Regions from separate parts of the Homo sapiens genome. Here region 2 is linked to region 1. A link is a loop called in an ENCODE intact Hi-C map of the cell type or tissue named here. Cell type or tissue: PC-9. All regions are shown on one strand. Links, peaks and the distances in the headings refer to the core of each region. The heading gives the core; the rest is flanking DNA.

The links. Hi-C counts contacts between places; a loop is a spot of excess contacts. Peaks named below come from ENCODE experiments on the same cell type or tissue, not always from the same donor. Only the 100,000 strongest peaks of a DNase experiment are listed, where the experiment ranks them.
Region 2: a loop joins it to region 1, with 7 times the contacts of the local background. A loop is called at or near these places in 8 of 110 quality-filtered maps.

The regions. Positions count from the first base shown.
Region 1 is chr10:24,885,983-24,896,994 of GRCh38, forward strand. All of the region lies in intron 3 of PRTFDC1 (phosphoribosyl transferase domain containing 1), which reads right to left. Among named protein-coding and RNA genes, the nearest start is that of PRTFDC1, 61 kb to the right of the region's middle. RefSeq lists an enhancer at 1,647-1,856. In PC-9, for the core only: no CTCF peak of the experiment used is centred there; a DNase peak (open chromatin) is centred at 6,079; H3K27ac peaks cover 831 bases.
Region 2 is chr10:24,809,753-24,820,764 of GRCh38, forward strand. No RefSeq gene overlaps it. Among named protein-coding and RNA genes, the nearest start is that of ARHGAP21, 91 kb to the left of the region's middle. In PC-9, for the core only: no CTCF peak of the experiment used is centred there; a DNase peak (open chromatin) is centred at 5,319; H3K27ac peaks cover 2,229 bases.

The DNA.
Region 1 (11,012 bases), core at 3,444-8,443:
AGGTGGGAGGCAGGGAGAAAGAGGAAAAACACAGGATTTTCAGGGCAGTGAAACTATCTTGTATGATACTACTCCAGTGGATTGATATCATCATACAGATCTAAACTCATAGAATATACATCACCAAGAGTGAACCCTAATGCAAACTACGAACTTTGGGTGATAATGATGTGTTAATGTAGGTTTTATTGTAACAAATGTTCAACTCTGGCAGGGGATGTTGATAAGCGGGGAGTCTATGTGGGGCTATATGAGAAATCCTGTACCTCCCAGACAGCTTTGCTGTGAAGCTAAAACTACTCTGAAAAAATGAAGTCTATTTTAAATATTATGAGACAAGGAACAGGTACTGTTATCACCCCAATTTAAGTAACCTGGTTAAGTAACTTTGCCCAAGTTCCCACAGCTGGGAAGTGATGTTGCTGGAGCCAGGCTGGAGATTTCACATACGACCCCATCTTGCTCCAAAGCCTCCACCTGACCAACAGGTTCGGCAGCTTCCGTATTGGCCTGATCACAATCTGCCTTTCAGTGTGACCTGCACTCTAGTGTGTTCCACTGTGCATGGATCACTTGTGCAGATTGTGATTCTGTATGTGTGGGGTGGGGCCTAAGAGTCTGTGTTTCTTTCTTTTTTTACCCCCTTACATTCGGGGTCTCATTATGTTGCCCAAGCTGGAGTGCAACGGTGCTATCATAGCTCACTGCAGCTTCGAATTCCTGGGCTCAAGAGATCCTCCTGCCTCAGTCTCCAGAGTAACTGGGATTGCAGGTGCGTGCCACCATGCCCAGCTAATTTTTTACACATTTCTAACCAGCTCCCAGGTGATGGGGGTGCTGCAGGTCCACAGGCCACCCTTTGAGTAGCCAGGGTCTATGTTCCACACACATCAACTTGTGGGCTAAATCTAGTGCGTATCCTGCATTTTACCATCTTTGTATTTTACATCTTTGTATCTTGTTAATACTCCTTCTTTTTTTTTTTTTTTTTTTTTTTTTGAGACGGAGTCTCGCTCTGTCGCCCAGGTCGGACTGCGGACTGCAGTGGCGCAATCTCGGCTCACTGCAAGCTCCGCTTCCCGGGTTCACGCCATTCTCCTGCCTCAGCCTCCCGAGTAGCTGGGACTACAGGCGCCCGCCACCGCGCCCGGCTAATTTTTTGTATTTTTAGTAGAGACGGGGTTTCACCTTGTTAGCCAGGATGGTCTCGATCTCCTGACCTCATGATCCACCCGCCTCGGCCTCCCAAAGTGCTGGGATTACAGGCGTGAGCCACCGCGCCCGGCCGTTAATACTCCTTCTAATAGGGTTTGGCCATGTCCCCACTCAAATCTCATCTTAAACTGTAGTTCTCATAATCCCCACGTGTCATGGGAGGGACCTGGTGGAGAATCATGGTGATTCAATTATCATGGAGAACAACCTCCATGTTGTTCTCATCATAGTGAGTTCTCACGAGATCTGATGGTTTTATAAGGGCTTCCCCCCTCTCCCTTCGCTCTGCACTTCTCCTTGCTGCCACCATGTGAAGAAGGATGTGTTCGCTTCCCCTTCTGCCATGACTGCAAGTTTCCTGAGGCCTCCCCAGCCCTGCAGAACTGTGAGTCAAACCTCTTTCCTTTATGAATTACCCAGTCTCGGTGTGTCCTTATAGCAGAATGAGAACGGACTAATATACCCTCTATCCAGCATGGCTCTCTGTCACATCTCTGCCTGTCAAAATCATAATCATGCTTAGATATCCAAATTAAGTTCCACTTTCATTATAAACTATCACCTGAACCTCACCCCACCACAACTGTAGGCCAGAAGTGATCTCTCCAGCCAACCCACTTCCTTTGCATGTAGCACCCGTTCAGGCAGCACTGGTTACTTCCTTGTTATATTAGCTACCCCTTGTTCACTGCATATGCATCTGTTCACTTCTGTGTTTTTAAATTTTAAATTTTTGTAGTTTTTGTAGAGACAGGGTCTCACTATATTGCTTAGGCTGGTCTCAAACTCTCGGGCTCAAGCAATCCTCCTGCTTCAGCCTCCTGAGTTACTGGGAATGACTAATTTTTGTATCTCTATAGAGACAGGGTCTTGCTGTGTCATCCAGGTTGGTCACAAACTTCTGGGCTCAAGTGGTCCTCATGCCTTGGCCTCCCAAAATGCTGGGATTACAGGCATGAGCCTCTGCACCAGGCCCACTTCTGCTGTTTTGAAAGCAGCTCGAGGATAGGGACTTTACACCTATCTCCTTAAAGATTCCTTAGTACTGAACAGGGCCTTGGACATAGAAAGGAACATGGTGTAGGACTCAAAGAGTGGCTCAGACCCTGCCCTGCCCCTGTCTTAAGCTCCCTGATGCTAGTCTTCTCTTCTAGAAAATGAGTTCAGTGACACCTACCCGTTTGGGTTGTTGTGAGGTTTAATTTAAATGTCATATGTAAAGTGCTTTACCCAATAGGCCCTTGATAAAATGTCTATTGGATTGAATTTGCCTCTTGTATTATCTGTAAAAGGGAAGGGAGCGGACATGGGAGTGAATTAAGGACAAAACCAGACCTGGCACCGAGTGTCTTAGCTTTTATTCCAATACGTTTTCCACTCTCCCAAGCTTTGCTGCCTTTTAATTCTATGAGTAGCTGTCATTCATGTAGCTAAAATTTGTTAGTGTTTACAGAAAAACACTAGAATGTTATTTACTGGGTTCACATTTTCTATACAAATCACTGACCAAAGTCAGATAGGGCTTAGAAAGAAAAGGTATCAATGTACCCTTAGGTCTTGGTAAGCCATAAAGTAACATAATATATAATATACATCAATAATGTGGTGGTATCTCTACATAACTCAACACAGCAAAACTTAAAAGCAGGCAATGGTTTCCAGATGCAATGTGGAAAAAGAAATTATTATGATCAGCTGGAATAATTGACTTAACCAGTTACTTTCTGGGAAACTGTGGCAAACTCATTTGATTTCTCATTTACTTCATCTGGAAAATGGAAATGCTGCTACCACCTGCCTGTTATGGTCTGAATGTTTGTTACCCCCCTCCCCGACCCTGCCCCAAATTCAGATGTTGAAATCGAATCACCATGATACTAGGAGGTGGGGACTTTGGGGGGTGATTAGGTCATGAAGGCTGAGCCCTTGTGAATTAGGATTAGTGCCTTTAGAAAAGAGACCCCAAAGAGCTTGCTTGCCCCTTCCACCAAGTGAGGACACAGCAAGAAGGCACCATCTATGGACATGAAAGTGGGACCTCGTCTATGGCCATACCACCTAGAACACGCCCGATCTCGTCTGCAAGTGGGCCCTCACCACACACTGAATCTGCCAGCGCCTTGATCTGGGAATTCCCAGACTCTAGAACCATGAGAAAGAAATTTCTGTTGTTTATAAGCCACCCAGTCTATGGTATTTTGTTACAGCAGCCCATACGGACTAAGACAGCACCTTACCCACTTCTCAAAGTTACATAAGGAGCCAACAAATTACTGATATATGCAAATGCTAGGAAAAATGTAAGAAACTTTAAGCAAAAAATTATTAACAATATCATTAGGCATAATATAGAGCTAAGGGGAAAAGGCAATTGATGTGAAATAGAAAGTGGAAGACTTGAAGGGCAAATATCAAGTGTTTTATGCATTGTTATTACTTTTTAGGCTTAAGGTCTTTGTTCAGACTTCTCCAGGTCTCAAATGAGACATGAACACTGTGGAAGAAAGTCAGAGAGCAGAATGTTTCTAGAACCACCTTCCATTTTTCAGAATAAGAAAAGATGGCTTATTTGATGTAGGCATGTTGATTGGCAGTGCAGGCTTGCAAATTCCTTCAGTATTAAGTCATGTCTTCAAAACTGGGTGGGGTGCTGAGTTATTAAATTTTTTCTTTTCCTCTGGAGGCTAAGGGCTTGGAAAGCTGGAGGCTACATGTGAAATGAGTTGGGTGGTCTTGGGCAAATTCTGTGTAAACAGCGTTGCTCATCTAAAAGTAGCACAAAACACTGCACATCTGTCTGTCCATATTATCCAAGCAGAATCTGGACTCCATTAATGTGCTGAGGAATAAATGTATCCTCTAATAAATGTTTTTGAAATCACAGTGAAAAGGAAGTTCCAGGACCCCTAAGGAAATGAGACTCTGCTGTACCAATTTGTTGGCGGAAGCCTGGAAGAGGAGTGGGAGAAGGAAGCCGACCACAGCTGTGTCTGACTTAGGTTGTGCCTTCTTTGAGCATGAGAAATGTGAGGTTCGATATCAGAAGCTACTATTGAGTACCATAGTCTAGGCTGCCGATGAGCAATGCAAAATCACCTGGGGAAGGTGACCTCTGCTCTTAGGTTTTTGTGGGAGGATCTAGGAACAGCTCTTCAATGAGACATTCCACTGAGGCTGCATACTGGGCAACTGCTGAGCTCCAAATGTCAGGCACATCCACACTACATGGCCTAGCAAGGGCCAGTGGCTATGGAACAAGGCACGTGGGTTGTCCAGTTTTTGCATTCAGATATTGCTAGTACATAAAACATCTACTCTTCTCTCCCTCTGTCCCCATCAAATATTTCTGGTCATTGGCTGATGAGCATGAGAGCTTCTGTTTTGTAAGGGAGGGAGGAGAAGAAGTTTGACTGAGTCAGGGTGGCAGGGAAGAGGGAACAGGAGGGAGGGCTATATGAACTCTGTTCCCTGTCTGGCTCCTTTGCCCATAAATTGATTGAACTGCTTTCATCAGAGACTGTAAGATCCTGGGAGGAGTTAAAGGCCAGAAGCAGGTTATATTCAGAACTGTTCAGGGTCGCCTGCCTCTGTGAGAAACCTAGCCCTGCCTGGCAGCTTTGGGCAGCCCTTGGCACTTATATGGGCACTCCCTCAAAAGGCACCATCAGCAAAGGCTTCACTAAGGATCCTAGAAGAGGCTTCTCAGGGAGAACCAGGAAAAGCAGGAACTGCAGCAGGGATTGGCGGAGGAGGTGGCAGATGCTCTGTGGTAACTGCAGCTGACAGGCTCATTTGTGGATGCAAGGGAGGACCCATTTGGGAACCCTGAGAAATTCTCAGGAAGGTGGGAAGAGTTAAACCCAAATCCAATGTACTTTGGGCATAGTCATAAAAGGACCCAATTTTGTATTTACTGACCAGTTATGCCAAGGGTTGAAGCTACATAGAAAATGACAATTGGTGTTAGAAATTTCAGTAACTTATTCAGAATCGATTTATTCTTCTTGTGATCATGTAAATTTAATTTGCTGTAAAATTCATGATATATCATGAAACTCCACTGAGTATGGGTATATATCCTTACATATACAGGATATATACCCTTAACATAATGCAGTTTATAAAACTGTTTCCTAATATAACAAAACCTTGCTTTTTAATTTTAAATGATTTGAAGGGAATGACTTTTATTGCTGTAGTTTAAAAATGTCATTATACTTTGGATAAGCCCCTGTGACTTCTGCTTCTTGCCTAGATGGAGTAACAAAGACCAGATTTATCCTCTTTCCTTAAAAATAAAAAAGACAGGCTCAGGCTGGGTGCAGTGGCTCCTGTCCATAATCCCAACACTTTGGGGAGCTGAGGCAGGATGATGGCTTGAGCTCAGGACTTCAAGACCAGCCAAGGCAACATGAAACCCAGTCTCTTAAAAAAAAAAAATTAGCTGTTGTCCCAGCTACTCGGGAGGCTGAGGTGTGAGGATTGCTTGAGCCCAGGAGGCTGCAGTGAGCTGTAATCGTGCCACTGCATTCCAGCATGGGCAACAGAGTGAGAACTTGTCTCATTAACAACAACAAAAAAGACAAAATATATGAAACAACAGTTTCAAGATACTAGACATCAAGCAATAAAGGACAGAAATCCTTGCAAGACAGAGATAAATAAGGTGGGCCCTACGATTGCCTCAGCTTACTGTCCTGCTAGAGTTCTCAGGCCACTTAACATAACCTCCCCCAGGTTTGTCTGTGTTGTCACAAATGACAAGATTTCATTATTTTTAATGGCTGAGTGTGTATCTACCACATCATCTTCATTCATCTGTTGATGCACACTTAGTTTGGCTATTATAGTGAGTCATGCTGCAATAAACATGGGAGAGCAGGTATCCCTTTGACATACTGATTTTGTTTCCTTTGGATAAATGCCCAGCAGTGGGATTGCTGGATCATATGGTAGTTCTATTTTTTTTTTAAGAAACAGGATCTCATTATGTTGCCCAGGCTGATCTTGAACTCCTGGGCTCAAGCAATCCACCCACTTTGGCCTCCCAAAGTCCTGGGATTATAGGCATGAGCCATTGCAACTGACCTAGTAGTTGTATTTTTAATTTTTTGAGGAACCCCCATACTGTTCGCCATAGTAGCTATGCTACATTCCCAAAAACAGTGTATAAGGGTCTCCCTTCTCTCCATCCTCATCAGCATTTGTGATTTTTTTTTTGTCTTTTTCATAATAGCCCTTCTAGCGGGTGTGAAGTGGTATCCCATCTGGTTTTGATTTGCATTTCCCTGAAGATTGATGACATTGGGCATTTTTTCATGTACCTATTGACCATTCGTATACGAGTGACATTCTTCATAGAAACAGAAAAAATAATCTTTTCCTGATTCTTACGGGAAAATGACACCGAGGCCAAGTAGGTGACACAGTCCTGGTCTGCAGTCACATATTTCTCAAGCACTCCTAACTCAACAATTCAAATTTAGTAACAAATTGTGCGTATGATAAATCCACTGGTCCACAAGCAGAAAGAGACTGGGGTATTTCACAAGGCAAGTGGCAATGAAGTCAGTATTCTTCAGTAGAAAACTGGCATTTTAGATTCTTATTTCTGGGGCATTAAAGACCTAAAAGCCAGTGTTGGTACCACTGGCAAGCATGGGTACATATTAAGGATACACGAGTGATTTTTAAACCCGCCACATAAAATGTTTGATTTTTATCACTCCAGTTTATATTTGGCTGAGGAGTATGGGGAGAAAGAGTTTCTAAGATCTCTTAAAACCCTGGGATCTAGCTATCCGTAGATAAGACAATCCACCCAAATTTTGCTCATACAGTATCAGTCTTTGTAATAGCACACCTGACTGAAAGAAAAATAGAAGTAGCACATCCTATGTTACATAATGTTATATATTTGAGAATGAAAACTCACTTGAAATTCAAACACAATTTAAGAGGAAGGTATCCAAACTTGAAAAAATTTTCATGAGTCCATCTCTTAATAATTAGATAGGCATGTATAGTCAGAAAGTTTCTGAAAACACTGATTCTTTTGTTCTCTCTCTCTCTCTTTCTCTCTCTCTCTCTCTTTCTCTCTTTCTTTCTCTTGGCAGGGTCTTGTTCTGTTGCCTGGGCAGGAGTGCAGTGACGCAATCATAGCACATTGCAGCCTTGAGCTCCTGCACTCAAGCAATCCTTCTGTTTAGGCCTCCCAAGTAGCTGGGACTACAGGCGAGTGCCACCACAACCAGTTAGTGTTTTTTTGTTTTGTTTTGTTTGTTGGTTTGTTTTGTAGAGACAGGTCTCAATAGGTTGCCCAGGCTGGTCTCAAACTCCTGGCCTCAAGTGATCCTCCTGCCTTAGCCTCCTACAGTGCTGCAACAACAGGAGGGCCACTGTGCCCAGCTTCATTTTCTTGTAACTAGAAGAATATGTTTCATTAGCTTATAATAGTAATAATAATAGCTAGTCTAACCTTTATAGTGATGGATACTGTGCAGGGTCGTACTTACTTGATCTCATTTTCTAGATGAGAAAATGGAATCTTAATTAAATCGTTGGTCCAAGCTCACTCAGTAATTGGCAGAGCCTGAATGTGAACCCAGGCCTGCCCCACAGCAGAGCCCTCCTGTTTGAGCATTATGTTGAACTTCAGGGAAATGACACAAATCCATACAAATCAACTTGGCAATGCTGGCGGTAGCAGTGCTCAACATGGGCACCCACAGTTTGTCACCTCATGACGTCTATTGGAATGTACTTGGGTCAAGGCAGAGGAGGTGCAGAAACTGCTTGTCTCCTGATAACATTACTGTAGTCCTCAAAGGAAGTGTGAAAATAGGACTTCATTGGCCGGGCGCGGTGGCTCACGCCTGTAATCCCAGCACTTTGGGAGGCCGAGGTGGGGGACCACGAGGTCAGGAGATGGAGACCAGCCTGGCCAACAAGGTGAAACCCTGTCTCTACTAAAAAATACAAAAATTAGCTGGGCGTGGCAGCATGTGCCTGTAATCCCAGCTACTCGGGAGACTGAGGCAGGAGACTCGCTTGAACCTGGGAACCAGAGGTTGCAGTGAGCCAAGATCATGCTGCTGAACTCCAGACTGGCGACAGAGCTAGACTCAATCTCAAAAAAAAAAAAAAAAAAAGAGAGAGAAAAGAAAATAGGAGGGCACTGCTGGCCCTTTGGCCGTGGGAAGTGCTGCATGAGCTGTGAGTCATGCTCTTAGGCTTCGGCCTCTGTGGATGCTGACCACTGACCATCACCAGCAGGCTCTGGACAGGCAAGGTGGGTTTTGTCTGTCACAGTCATGTGTAGTCAGTGGAGAAGAGTGGTTTCTTTTTCCACTTCATGCAGCTCAGAGTTCTGTGAAGGCACCCGGGAGCCAATCTCGGTTTGTGGATGAGGCAAAGTGGCTCACAACCAGGTTCCTGCTCTGCGATCCCCAGGGCAGCTCCATTTTTGAGGTTTTATGGAAGACATCACTTAAAATGTTTCAGTGCTGAAAAAAAGTTTGAAAACCACCCTCCTCCTGGGAGACAGCATAGGATAGTGGTTAAGATCGTGGCTTTGGAGTTTGACAACATGGGTTCAAATCGAGGCTCCGCTCCTGTGGATTGTGTATGCCTTGGGCAAATGAACCCTTTTGAGCCCCAAATGCAGCCTGGCTCAGAGTGGGCATCAGGAAGTAGTGGCGACACACACCACTGTCTGGCCCCACCCGTGGGTGGTGAGATAGAAGGAAACCAGGTTAAACTCAAAGAGAGACAGAGAAGCCGAGTGGTTCATGAAAGAAAACCCTGGGCTTGGCTTCCCAGACAGGTTTGAAGCAGAGAGGGGTTTGCCTACGTCGTACCAGTCAATGTCTCCTAAGATCACAAAACTGGATGCCACCTTAGAGAAAAGGCAATCCTTGTCTTGTTATAAACTGAAAACTGAGGCCTGAGGAAGTTGTGCTTTGTACCAGATTTAAATTAGAAAGCTATATCCTGCAAAACATTCTATTTTTATATCCGAGTAGGATTTGTCCTTCTTCTGGAAATCTCCACTTTCTTTTTTTTTTTTTTTTTGAGATGGAGTCGCTCTTGTTGCCCAGGCTGGAGTGCAATGGCATGATCTTGGCTCACTGCAACCTCTGCCCCCTGGGTTCAAGACATTCTCCTGCCTCAGCCTCCTGAGTAGCTGAGGTTACAGGCATGCACCACCACACCTGGCTAGTTTTGTGTTTTTAGTAGAGATGGGGTTTCTCCATGTTGCTCAGGCTGGTCTTGAACTCCTGACCTCAGGTGATCCACCTGCCTTGGCCTCCCAAAGTGCTGAGATTACAGGTGTGAGCCACCACGCCCAGTCTTCACTTTATTAGTAGTTTTCTACGCCTTAGAGAATGTGGGGGGTGGTGCATGAACGGCCTTGCTTAGGGAAAAGGAACAGCACTGGAACAGAAGAGAAAGAAAACCTAAAAACCTAGGAGGGCAAGAGCTGGGGTGGATATATATATATATATATATATATATATATATATATATATCTGTAAATACATACACATGCATACACACATTCTCTATCCATATATCTAGAGAGGGAGACTGATTAAAAAATGGAAATCAATATCCCTTGATGCAATTTTTAACCCATTACAACAATAATATGAGTACAGACCTTCCATATAAAAATGTTTTCACATAATTTTCAGACACCTGGAAGTTATGTCAACGCATATTTAATCTAAAAACAAAATAAAACTAGTTCCCCCCCTTCTTTCTTTCACTGCACTGACACAGTGAAACATCTCTGGCCTCAGCTAACTCTTTGGCCACATGGTGCTCCCACCACACATGTACAGAGAAGGGCTTTTGGTCCTGGGAAACTAGGGCACAGAAGTCAACAGTAGGTGTTCTAGAACAGGGGTCCCCAAACCCCAGGCTGTGGATTGGTACTGGTCTGTGGTCGTTGGGAACAGGGCCACACAGCAGGAGGTGAGTGGCAGGAGAGGCAGCATTACTGCCTGAGCTCTGCCTCCTGTCAGATCAGCGGGGGCATGAGATTCTCATAGGATCACAACCCTATGGCGAACTGTGCATGCGAGGGATCTAGGTTGCATGTTCCTTACGAGAATCTAACTAATGCCTGATGATCTGAGGTGGAAGAGTTTCATCTGGAAACCATCCCCCAACCCTTCCCTAGTCCATGGAAAAGCTGTCTTCCACAAAACTGGTCCCCGGTGACAAAAAGGTCGGGGACTGCTCTTCTAGAGGGTGCTTCCCCAAGTCTTTAATTAGGAAGAAAGGCCATTTCTTCACTGGGCCTCCTCATGAGAATCCCAGAGTTCACTAGCTCAACTGCTGACAGTGCCATGCTAGTTTTAGTCTTTTCTTAATGGAAAGGGAGAAAAAGATGAAAGCAAATGCATCTTATTTGGAGGCACTTCAGAGGAAAGTCAGAAAGTATGTCACTCGGTCTGTTGTGAGGAGCACTGGGTGGTCAAGCACTAAACACTCTGGAAAAATCCTGAAATGTCCTCTGTGAAATTCAAGGTCTTTCCAATACCAAACAAAAGTGCATACCACTTAGCGTGTTCTTCTAAAAAGTTGAAAAGGCCGTGTGTACCTTTCGCCTGTAATCCTAGAACTTTGGGAGGCCAAGGAGGGAGGATCCCTTAAGGCCAGGAGTTTAAGACCAGCCTGGACAACATAGCAAGACCCTGTTTCTACAAACAATTTAAAAATTAATCAGGTGTGGTGGTGCGAGTCCGTGGTCCCAGTTACTCAGAAGACTGAGGTGGGAGAATTGCTTA
Region 2 (11,012 bases), core at 2,383-7,382, 77 kb before region 1:
TGCAGGGAATTTGGGTTCTTAGGATCAGTGGTCAAAGATAATATTCTTTTACTAGGGCAATTAGAGCTAGCAGAAGATCCATTTATTCCAGCAGCAGAGAAAACTGTGCAATGGCTTTAAAATTTTTTTTATTTTTATTTTTTTTGAGACAGGGTCGCCCAGGCTTGGGTGCAGTGGCACACTCATAGCTCACTGCAGCCTTGACCTCCTGGGCTCAAGCGATGCTCCTGCCTTAGCCTCCCCAGTAGCTGGGATTACAGGTGTGCACCATCCTGCCCAGCTAGTTTTTAAAATTTTGTGTAGAGACAGGGTCTCGACATGTTGCCCACACTGGTCTCAAACTCCTGAGCTCAGGGCAATCCTCCTTCCTTGGCCTCCCAAAGTGCAGGGATTATAAGCAGCCTGTGCAAAGACTTTTAATGCCAAAGCCGTTGTGTAAAAGTTGAGCATAAGCCCCACAAGGCTTTTAGACTCTGAAGAACAAGTTGAGTGAATTAAGTTTATTTCCTCCTTTGCCCTGTTTATGAACATCAGAGTCACATTTAATAGTAGTGAAAACTGGAAATTTGGACAGTGAGGAAAAGTTACATCTGTGTATTTGGACTTAGTTAAGTCATGTTCTTCTAAATTCTACTTACTCTAAACTTTATTGGCAACTATTGATATATTGTGTTTGTTAGATATTTATTCTTTTTTTTTCTTTTGAGACAGGGTCTTGCTGTGTCACTCGGGCAGTGGCATGCTCATGGCTCACTGCAGCCTTGACATCCCAGGCTCAAGCAATCCTTCCATCTCAGCCTCCCTAGTAGCTGGGACTATAGGCATGCACCACCACACCCAGATAATTTGTGTATTTTTTGTAGAGACAGGGTTTCACTGTGTTGCCCAGGCTAGTCTCAAAACTCCTGGGATTAAGTGATCCACTTGCCTTGGCCTTCCAAAGTGATGGGATTACAGGCATCAGCCACCACACCCAGCATCAGAGATTTATTCTGATAAGTGGATACACATGGTTTTTTTACATGTACATAGATGTATAGATACACATATATGTTTTAGAGCAAATGTTTAGCTTAAGGCTCCTCGTGCAAAATGTTCTGTTGAGCACCACTGCAGTCCAAGGAAAAAAACAGATGGTTGGTTCACTTTCCACAACCAAGCCCAAAACCCCATTTACCAATCAAAATTGTAGGCACTATGCTTAAGAAAAAATGATCAATGTTTCTAAGCCAACCCAAGCCTCAACTGTCCCACCTAAACAGTTGCCAAGACTTGATATGAATGTTCACCTATGAAACCTGCCTCAGTCTTTCTTGACTCCTATTTCTAGCCTGGGAGCCGATATTTCTTGTTTTTTTTTTTTTCATTATTCTTATTTTTTAAGACAGAGTCTTACTTTGTCTCCCAGGCTGCAGTACAGTGGCACGATCTCGGCTCACTGCAACCTTCGCCTCCTGGGTTCAAGCGATCCTCCTGCTCAGCCTCCCAAGTAGCTGGGACTACAGGTGCCCACCACCATGCCTGGCTAATTTTTGTATTTTTAATAGAGACAGGGTTTTGCCATGTTGGCCAGGTTGGTCTCGAACTCTTGACCTCAGGTGATCCACCTGCCTTGGCCTCCCAAAGTGTTGGGATTACAGGCATGGGCCACCACGCCCAGCCTCCTGTTTTTTATTTTTCATTCTTTTAAAATAAAGATAGGATCTTGCTATATTGCTTAGGCTGGTCTCGAACTCCTGGCCTCAAGTGACGCTCTCATCTCGGCCTCCAAAAGTGTGGAGTTACAGGGGTGAGCCACTGTGCCCTGCCAAGTGTTTCATGTTCTGATGAATTAAATATGTGTCCTATGGGAGGTGGGCCATATGAACAACCCGAAAGGACAACACAGTGTTCATAGAGTCACCCTGCAAATTAGCCTCACGGCTGTCATGGTGTGAAATGACGGGGTGGGACACCCCCTTGACTTTGTTTACTGTAGGGACATCATTTGGCCCCAGAGATCAGTGGCAGGGACAGCCTTTGTAGTTATTAGATTCTGTTGCCTTAGCTCTCTGGGTCCAGAAAGTTGTGAATGGAGATTCCATGTAGAAATTGGAAATTCTTACCCAAAAAATCCCACCTCTGAATAGCCCAGAGGTGCGTACATCAAAGGAGGCCACTGTTTGTTTGTTTTTCTTGGCCAAGTGGGAGGAGGAATGCGGGAGAGCTCAGAACATTCCCAGAGAAAATGAGGGCCCTGACTTGATATGTTGTTCTCGATTCCTTTCTGAGTGAATTCCACGGCCGATAAACTGGCTCGGGCACAACTGTTCACAGCTGCATGTAGGATGTTGCAGGGGACACAATGGCTGCTGTGTGTGCAGGAGGACAAACAGTCCCACACAGGCCTGAGCCTGAGCAACAATGAGCGACAAACGGCCTTCAATACAATGCATTCATTTCCTGTAATAACACTGGGGTAAATGCGGCCTGGGAGGCCAGTTCCACCTGACAGAGACGCTCCACTTCATGCAATCGTTTTCAGAGGCCCGCTTTTCATGAAGAAAGACACATATAAAAAGGAGAGAGATGGCAAGCGGCTGAGGGTTTTCTTTTCCCCTCCTGCAAAGCAAGATATAATTAAAACCATGTATATTTTTAATGCCTAGATAAAACAGTGTGGTAAAAATACTGTCGAGGTGTTAGAAGCTATTTCAATTTTTAGTCTTTCTGACACTAACTGCTCGTGATTCACCATCGCTGCTAAAAATACTGGCAGGCGGCAGCCTGAGCTTCTCTGCTTCCCAGCAGGTAGACTGGCTCTAACGTGAGCTTACCTCCCTGTCCTGCCAGAGCTTCCATCCTCATGTAGGTAAGAGTACTACTGGGAATTGGCTTGACAGCCTATAATAATAATAATTGGCTGGGCGTGGTGGCTCATGCCTGTAATCCCAGCACTTTGGGAGGCCGAGATGGGCGGATCGCCTGAGGTCAGGAATTCGAGACCAGCCTGGCCAACATGGTGAAACCCCGTCTCTACTAAAAATACAAAAAATTCGCTGGGCATGGTGGTGGGCGCTTGTAATCCCAGCTACTTGGGAGGCTAAGCCAGGAGAATTACTTGAACCTGGGAGGCGGAGGTTGCAGTGAGCCAAGATTGTGCCACTGCACTCCAGCTTGGGCGACAGAGCAAGACTCTCTCATAAAAAAAATAATAATAATTAATAAAGCCCTAATAATAATCAAGATGATGATGATAGCTAACATCTACTGAGTGCTTACTAAGTAGCCAGTCTGGGTCTAATTGCCTGAATCCTCATAAGAACCCTATGAGGTAGGGATCATTATTCATCTTGGGTGAGGAACCGAGGCATTGAGAGATTAAGCAACTTGCCCAAGCTCACAACTATTCATCCTTTTCAATATATACCCGGGTTCCGGGTGCAGTGGCTCACACCTGTAGTCCTAGCACTTCGGGAGGCCAAAGCGGGTAGAATGCCTGAGGATAGGAGTTTGAGACCAGCCTGGGCAATGTGGCAAAAATCATGTTGATTTAAGAGCCAATAGTAATAATAATTAATAAAGCCCTAATAATAATAAAGATGATGATGATAGCTAACATCTACTGAGCATTCTACTGGACCACAATTGTGCACCACCATACCCAGCTAATTTTAAAATTTTTTGTAGAGATGTGGGTCTTGCTATGTTGCTTAGGCTGGTCTCGAACTCCTTACTCCAGTGATCTTCTTGTCTTGGCCTCATGAAGTGCTGGGATTATAGGCATGAGTCTCCGTGCTTGGCCTTTCTCCTCATTTTATAATTGAGAGGCATGTGGGCAGGAGTGAAGTGTCCCGGCTAATACCACTCAGGTAGTTCAAGACAGAGCCAGGACTAAAATCAAAGTCTGCTCTTTCTACCTGTATAAAAGAAGAAACTCAGTTAGAACCATTTATTACATACTTACTGAAAACTGAATTAATATCTATACTAATAAGTGTCCTGGCAGGGATTTGATAGGAAAGAAATAGAATGTATGATTTTATGATTTCTACCATCCCAAGGCTTGTGATTTTCCTGAGGACACACAGGATGCATAAATACAAGCCTTGATGGACATAATCTTACCTTGGCAATCCAGCACACACGTAAGAACAGAGGGAATGTGACTTCCAGGATCACCTGCTTAGGATGGTGATAATCCAGGAGGAGATAGACAGGAGGAGTGTGAATTGGTACAGAGAAAGTAAAAAGCATTTGTGAGACGAAGTAGCAAACAGAAGCCATATCTGCTCATTTCTGCTTGCCAGCATAATTTCACCAAGCACCTGGCTCTGTGGTGACGTGCAGATCTCTGGAGGGATGCTTTAAAGACAAAACAGGACAGAGCATATGGCCGTCTGTGTCTCTTACTTGGGTCACCATATTCCTTAAAGATAAATGACCCTTGTCCTTGTCTTTCCTTAAACATAAGATAACTTTTTTTTTTTTTCATTTTGAGACAGAGTCTTACTCTGTTGCCCATGCTGGAGTGCAGTAGCTTGATCTCGGCTCGCTGCAACCTCTCCTGGGTTCAAGCGATTCTTCTGCCTCAGCCTCCTGAGTACCTGGGATTACAGGCACACAACACCACACCCGGCTAATTTTTTTTGTATATTTTTAGTAGAGACGGGGGTTTCACCATGTTGGCCAGGCGGGTCTCGAACTCCTGACCTCAAGTGATCCACCCACCTCAGCTTCCCAGAGTGCTGGGATTGTAGGCCACTGTGACTGGCCAACATAAGATAACTTCTGATGAGTTTAGTGACTATGTTTTTGTAATCTATAACTAGATGGACTCTTATACCTCAACCTTGTTGTGATTCTGCTTCAAAGTAATTACTTTTAATAGCAAAAACCACAATTACATTTGCACCAATATAATAACTTCTGAGTACGTTGGATGTGATCTGTCATCATAAACTCCCCCCTCCTGTATATAAGCTGTGAGCTAAAACACTGGTTGGGAGATTTCTGACAAAATCTCCTCTCTGAAAGACTCCTCCAGAGCTATAGGCCTCAGTCCACAGTCCTCAGTAAGACTTCTGAATAAAACTAACTTTAATTCATTAAAAACTTGTTTTTTCTTTTCTTTCGTCCACACATTCAATGTGGAAATACGATTTGTGCAGAAGGACAAAGAAGCCACGAGTGAAAGCCAGGAGCATAGTTGCAAACAGGTTTGTTTGGCTGGCACAGAGATGATGTATCAAGTCATGAGAAAGGACTTCATGAACAGTGACCAACTTTAAAAATATTCCTGGGGCGGGCACGGTGAGCCGAGATTGCGCCACTGCACTCTGTCCTGGGCAAAAGAGCGAGACTCCGTCTCAAAAAAAAAAAAATATTCCTGTCATACCTTGAGGTAGCTAGCTGTTTGACATTTGAGACACAGAGGCAGGATGTGGTGACTCACTCCTGTAATCTCAGCTCTTTGGGAGGCTGAGGTGGGAGCAAGTCCTGAGTCCAGGAGTTTGAGAAAAGCCTGAACAACATAGCGAGACCCTGTCTTTACAAAAAAATAAACCAAATTAGCCAGGTGTGGTGGCACGCACCTGTAGTCCCAGCTACTCGGGAGGCTGAGGTGGGAGGACTGCCTGAACCTAGGAAGTCAAGGCTGTAGTGAGCTGTGATTATGCCACTGCCCTCCAGCTTGGGTGACAGAGTGAGACCGTGTCTCAAAAAAACCAAAAGCCTAGGTGTGGTGGCTCACACCTGTAATCTCAGAACTTTGGGAGGCAGAGACAGGTGGATCACTTGAGGTCAGGAGTTCAAGATCAGCCTGGTCAACATGGTGAAACCCCGTCTCTACTAAAAATACAAAAATTAGCTGGGCATGGTGGTGCACGCCTGTAGTTCCAGTACTCGGGAGGCTGAGGCAGGAGAATCACTTGGACCTGGGAGGCAGAGGTTGCAGTGAGCTGAGATTGCACCACTGCACTCCAGCCTGGATGACAGAGTGAGACTCCGTCTCAAAACAGCAACAACGAAACCAGACATTTGAGACACTGAAGACTGCCATAGTTTGATAGCTAAGGGACAAACCCAATTATAGGCAAAACAGTGAAATTACCTGCGTGGTTTCCCAGCAGGCCCCATGAGCAACCATTAGTGATCTCAATGGTGTTAATGGAGCTACATAAATCAGTCAAGAACAGTGATGGAACTTCTTACTGTAGTCCAGGTGCAGTGCTGGGCTCCGGGATAGGATGAACAAGATGGACCCAGCCCTGCCCTGAATGTGTGTTCTTTGTAGGTACAGTTCCAGCAAGAAACCAGCTCTCTTTATGTCGTTGAAAAGTAGGGAAGTGTAGCAGTTCTCAGGAGCCGTAAATAATGAATACGTGTTTCACGGCTGTTTAAATGAGTGAATAAAATCGCTGTGCTCATTCTGTCCTGTCACTGTCTCATGCAGTGAAATGGGCATCTTAACCACAGCTTAAAGGGAGCTGAAGACAGCAGGGAGGACTCAGGCCATCCAGCCTGGGATACCCTGCCCGCACATTTCTGTACCAAGAGCCGGTCAACTTCAAAATCAGTCTATGAGAGACCTAGTCATTACAACACACAAGGTTTCCTTCCTTCCTTTCTTTTTTTTTCTTTTTCTGAGACACGGTCTTGTTCTATAGCCCAGGCTGGAGTGCAGTGGTGTGATCATGGTTCATTGTAGCCACAAACTCCTAGGTTCAAGTGACCCTCCTGCCTCAGCCTCCCAAGTAGCTGGCACTACAGGTGCATGCCATCATACCAGGGTTTTTTTTTTAAATTTTTTTATTTTTTTAGATATGGGGTCTTGCTACATCGTCCAGGCTGAATACAAGGTTTTCCGAACAAGCTTCAGACTAGAATCAGAAGGCTCTGGGCTAGTGGAGAGGGCGTACAGGGAGAGTCAGGAGAAAGTCGGTCTGGTGGATGGTCAGCAGATGATGAATCAGTTTTGGCTTTGCCAAGTTATTTAACCTTTCTGAGCCTTAATTTACTCATCTGGAAAATGGGGAAAATACAGAGCAGGTTCTGGAGGCAGGCAAGCTAAAATTTTAATCACTTTTAGCAATTTGACCCTGAGAAACTACTTTCAGCTTCCCTTCGCCTGTTTCCACTTGTGTAAAATGAGAGTGATTATGATCTATCTCAGGGCTATAAGAATGAAATATGATAATACATGTTAAGTGTTTAAGACTGTGTCTGGTGCATGGTGTTTAATAAATGTCAGCAGTATGTATACTAGGATGGGTCTGAGGATTGGAGAAACGGATGCAAAGCACCTAACATCCTGCCTGACACATAATGGGTGGCTGATAAGCATCAGCTATCATGCGACTTTGAGCAACCCGATAAATATTTTTTAAACAAATGCCCACAGGAGGAATGTGTCTTTTTCATCTTTGACTCTCTGCCACTTAGAGGTATTAGTTTCTTATTGCCGCTGCAACAAAATAGCACACATTTAGTGACTGAAAACAACACAAGTTTATTACGATATCTCTGGAAGTCAGAAATCCAAAACGGCCTTCATTAGGCTAAAGTCAAAGTGTCAGCAGAACTGCTTTCCTTTTAAAGGCTGCAGGGGAGACCCTTTCCCTGCTTTTTCCAGGTTCCAGAGACTTCTTGCATTTCTTGGCTCATGTCCGCTTCTTCCGTCTTCACAGCCAGCAGTGAAGCATCTTCAAATTTCTGTCTATGACTCTGACCTCACTTCTGCCATCTCATCTCCTTCTCTGAGTCTAACTCTCCTTCTCTCTCTCTCTCTCTATTTATTTATTTTTTGAGATGGAGTTTCGCTCTTGTTGCCCAGGCTGGAGTGCAATAGCGCGATCTCAGCTCACTGCAACCTCCGCCTTCCCGGGTTCAAGCAATTCTCCTGCCTCAGCCTCCTGCGTAGCTGGGATTACAGGAATGTGCCACCACACCCGGGTTCCTCCTTCTCTTATAAGGAGGTTACGCTGGACTCACCCAGCTAATCAAGGACAATCTCTCCATCTCAAGATCCTTAACTTAAATCGCACATCTGGAAAGTCCATTTTGCCAGGTAAGGCAACATAGTCACAGATTCTAAGGATGATGATGTGGAAGTCTTTGGAGAGCCACAATATCATCGCCACAGTAGGAATGAATGAACGGTGTGCTGCACATAAGCATGGCCTTCTGGAGCTTCTGTTCACCACCTGATCTTGTCCCATTTGTCTCATGCTGAACAAGTCTGCCCTGGACCTTATGTAAATTCCAGGGACATTTGACTTGGCCATAGGCCTTTCCAAATGCTAGCAGTTTAACAGCCTTGCCTCAGAGAAAAAGGCAGTTTATGATGAAAATAACCATCTCAGGCTACTTTTTTTTAAGAGACCGAGTCTGCTGTGTCAACCAGGCTTGAGTGCAGTGGCGCAATCATAGCTCACTGCAGCCTTGAACTCCTGGGCTCAAGTGATCCTCCCATCTCAGCTTCCTGAGCAGCTGGGACTACAGGTGTGTGCCACCATGCCCAGCTAATTTTTTTTTTAATTTTTTAAATTTTTTTGTAGAGACAGATTCTCGCCATGTTGCCCAGGCTGGTCTCAAACTCCTGGCTTCAAGCAATCCTCCTGCCTTGGCCTCCAAAAGCACTGGGATTATAGGCACGAGCCACCCTGCCCAGATTCAGGCTATTTCTTGATTTCTACTTCTTTGTCCCAAGTTAATTATAAGCATCTCATTTGCTATTGATGATACATTTACTTTGTATTATTAGCTAATTAAATATTCATCATAGCTGTGCTGAGGAGGAGGCCTGTTTGTCTCTCTTAGTTTCTTAGATAAATAGAGCCAGGCCTGGAAAGGATCCACTGAGCCTGGAATTATAGCTCAATGTTGTAGCTATCAGAATTACTTGAGTTCTGAGTATTGGCTTCAATATTTTACTTCTTTGCCTCTAATTGGAAAAGAAGGGTGGAACATAGTAGGTCTTAATTGTTGACATCACCGAGTAGAGTTTTGATGAGATTAAAACTCTCTCTGTTCCCCTGTCTGTGGGCACACTTTCTTTATTGGTGCCTGACTTGAAAGATACTGTATAAAGCGTTCATGAACTTGGGACACTAAATGAATACGTCTTTGATGGTTTCTTCCCTCAGTGTGGAAATGATTTACCAAGTTATTCTGGCTTCCAGATTAAAAACTGGAACTTCTGGCTGGGTGTTGTAGCTTGCACCCATAATCTTGTCCTCTTTGGGAGGCCAAGGTAGGAGGATCGCTTGAGCTCAGGAGGTTGAGACCAGCCTGGGCAACACAGTGAGACCTTGTCTCTACTAAAAAAAAATTAGCTGGGGATTGTGGCACATGCCTGTTGTCCCAGCTACTGGAGAGGCTGAAGTGGGAGAATTGCTTGAACCCTGGAGGTGGAGATTGCAGTAAGTCATGATTATGCCACTGCATTCCAGTGACAGAGTGAGACCCTGTCTCAGAAAAAAAATCCCCAAAAACAAAAAACAAAAACCCAAAAGCAAAAACTGAAACTTTTTTTTTCTTTTCTTTTCTTTAAAGTAGAGATGGGATTTTTGCCCCAGCTGGTCTCCAACTCCTGCTCAGGCAATCCTCCTACCTTGGCATCCCAAAGTGTGGGGATTACAGGTGTGAGCCACCGTGGCTGGCAATAAAACTGGAACTTCTTTTAAAAATTTTTATTGTAATCAGATCAGAAAATGGTTGCCAAAATAATCTGTACTTAAAAAAAATAAGTTCTGTTCAAATTAGAGCAGCTCCACAACTATTTTAACCATAGATTTGATAAAGGTAACTTTAAAAACTAAAATTTTGTACCCTGATTAAAAAAAAAAAACAAGGTTCTGACAAATATTACCTGGCCATAGAAACATGTAACTATTTCTTAAAGTATGCTGTGAAGTAGCAAGGACTGAGATGAAAGAGAAGGTATCCAGAGATGAATGATTAAAAAAAGTAAGCACTAAATATTTACATGTAACTATGTATTTATATATTTTATCTGTGTGTTGATTAATACTATTTGGTAAGAACTGCACATATAGTGTCTCATTTAATTCTCAAAACAACACTATGAGGTAGGTATTATCTCTGTTTAATGGAAGTTCAGAGAGGTTAAACCACTTGTCCATGGTTGAAAGTTAGTCAATTTCCAGGCTGGGCAACATGATGAGACCCCGTCTCTACCAAAAATAAAAAAAATTAGCTGGGCATAAGTGGCATGTGCCTGTGTCCCAAGCTACTCAGAGGCTGAGATGGGTGGATTGCTGGAGCCCTGGAGGCTGAGGTGGGTGGATTACTGGAACCCTGGAGGCTGAGTTTGCAGTGAGTCGAGATCACACCACTACACTCCAGTCTGATCATGTTGCTGCACTCCCCCATTAAGAAAGAAAGAAAGAAAGAAAGAAAGAAAGAAAGAAAGAAAGAAAGAAAGAAAGAAGAAAGAAAGAAAGAAAGAAGGAAAGAAAGAAAGAAGGAAAAGAAAGAAGAAAGAAATAAAGAAAGATGAAAGGGAGAGAGAGAGGGAGGGAAGGAACGAAGGAAGGAAAAGAAAGAGAGAAAAAGAGAAAGAAAATTGGAAATCTCAAACACAGACCTGACTATCTGCAAAGCCTATGCTCTTAACCTCCTCCTTCCAGTATTATACCAGGAGAGCTAGCAGCAGTGGGTTAGCTTAGTGCTTGCATTTTAAGTTTGAGTTCCAGAGAGGTAAAATGATGTGTTGATAACATAGACAGTAAGAGGTTGGATGAAACTGCAAGGTGATTTCTAGTAAATTTGCTCCCATTTGTTTCTAAGGAACATAAAGGAAATTTCTTTCTCTGTTAGCTTTTATAGTTTAGGAAGTAAATGTACATACAGTAGGAGTCATTCTGAGGTTGCTGGGGGTTAGAAGAAAATGCCTTTGTTTGAGACAGACAAGCTAGAGGGAGGTAGATGGGATATCACCTTGGAGCTGAAAGGGTGACCTGCCCCAATTAGTCACGACTGTCAAGCTTGGGCTTGAGCAGCAGTGGATC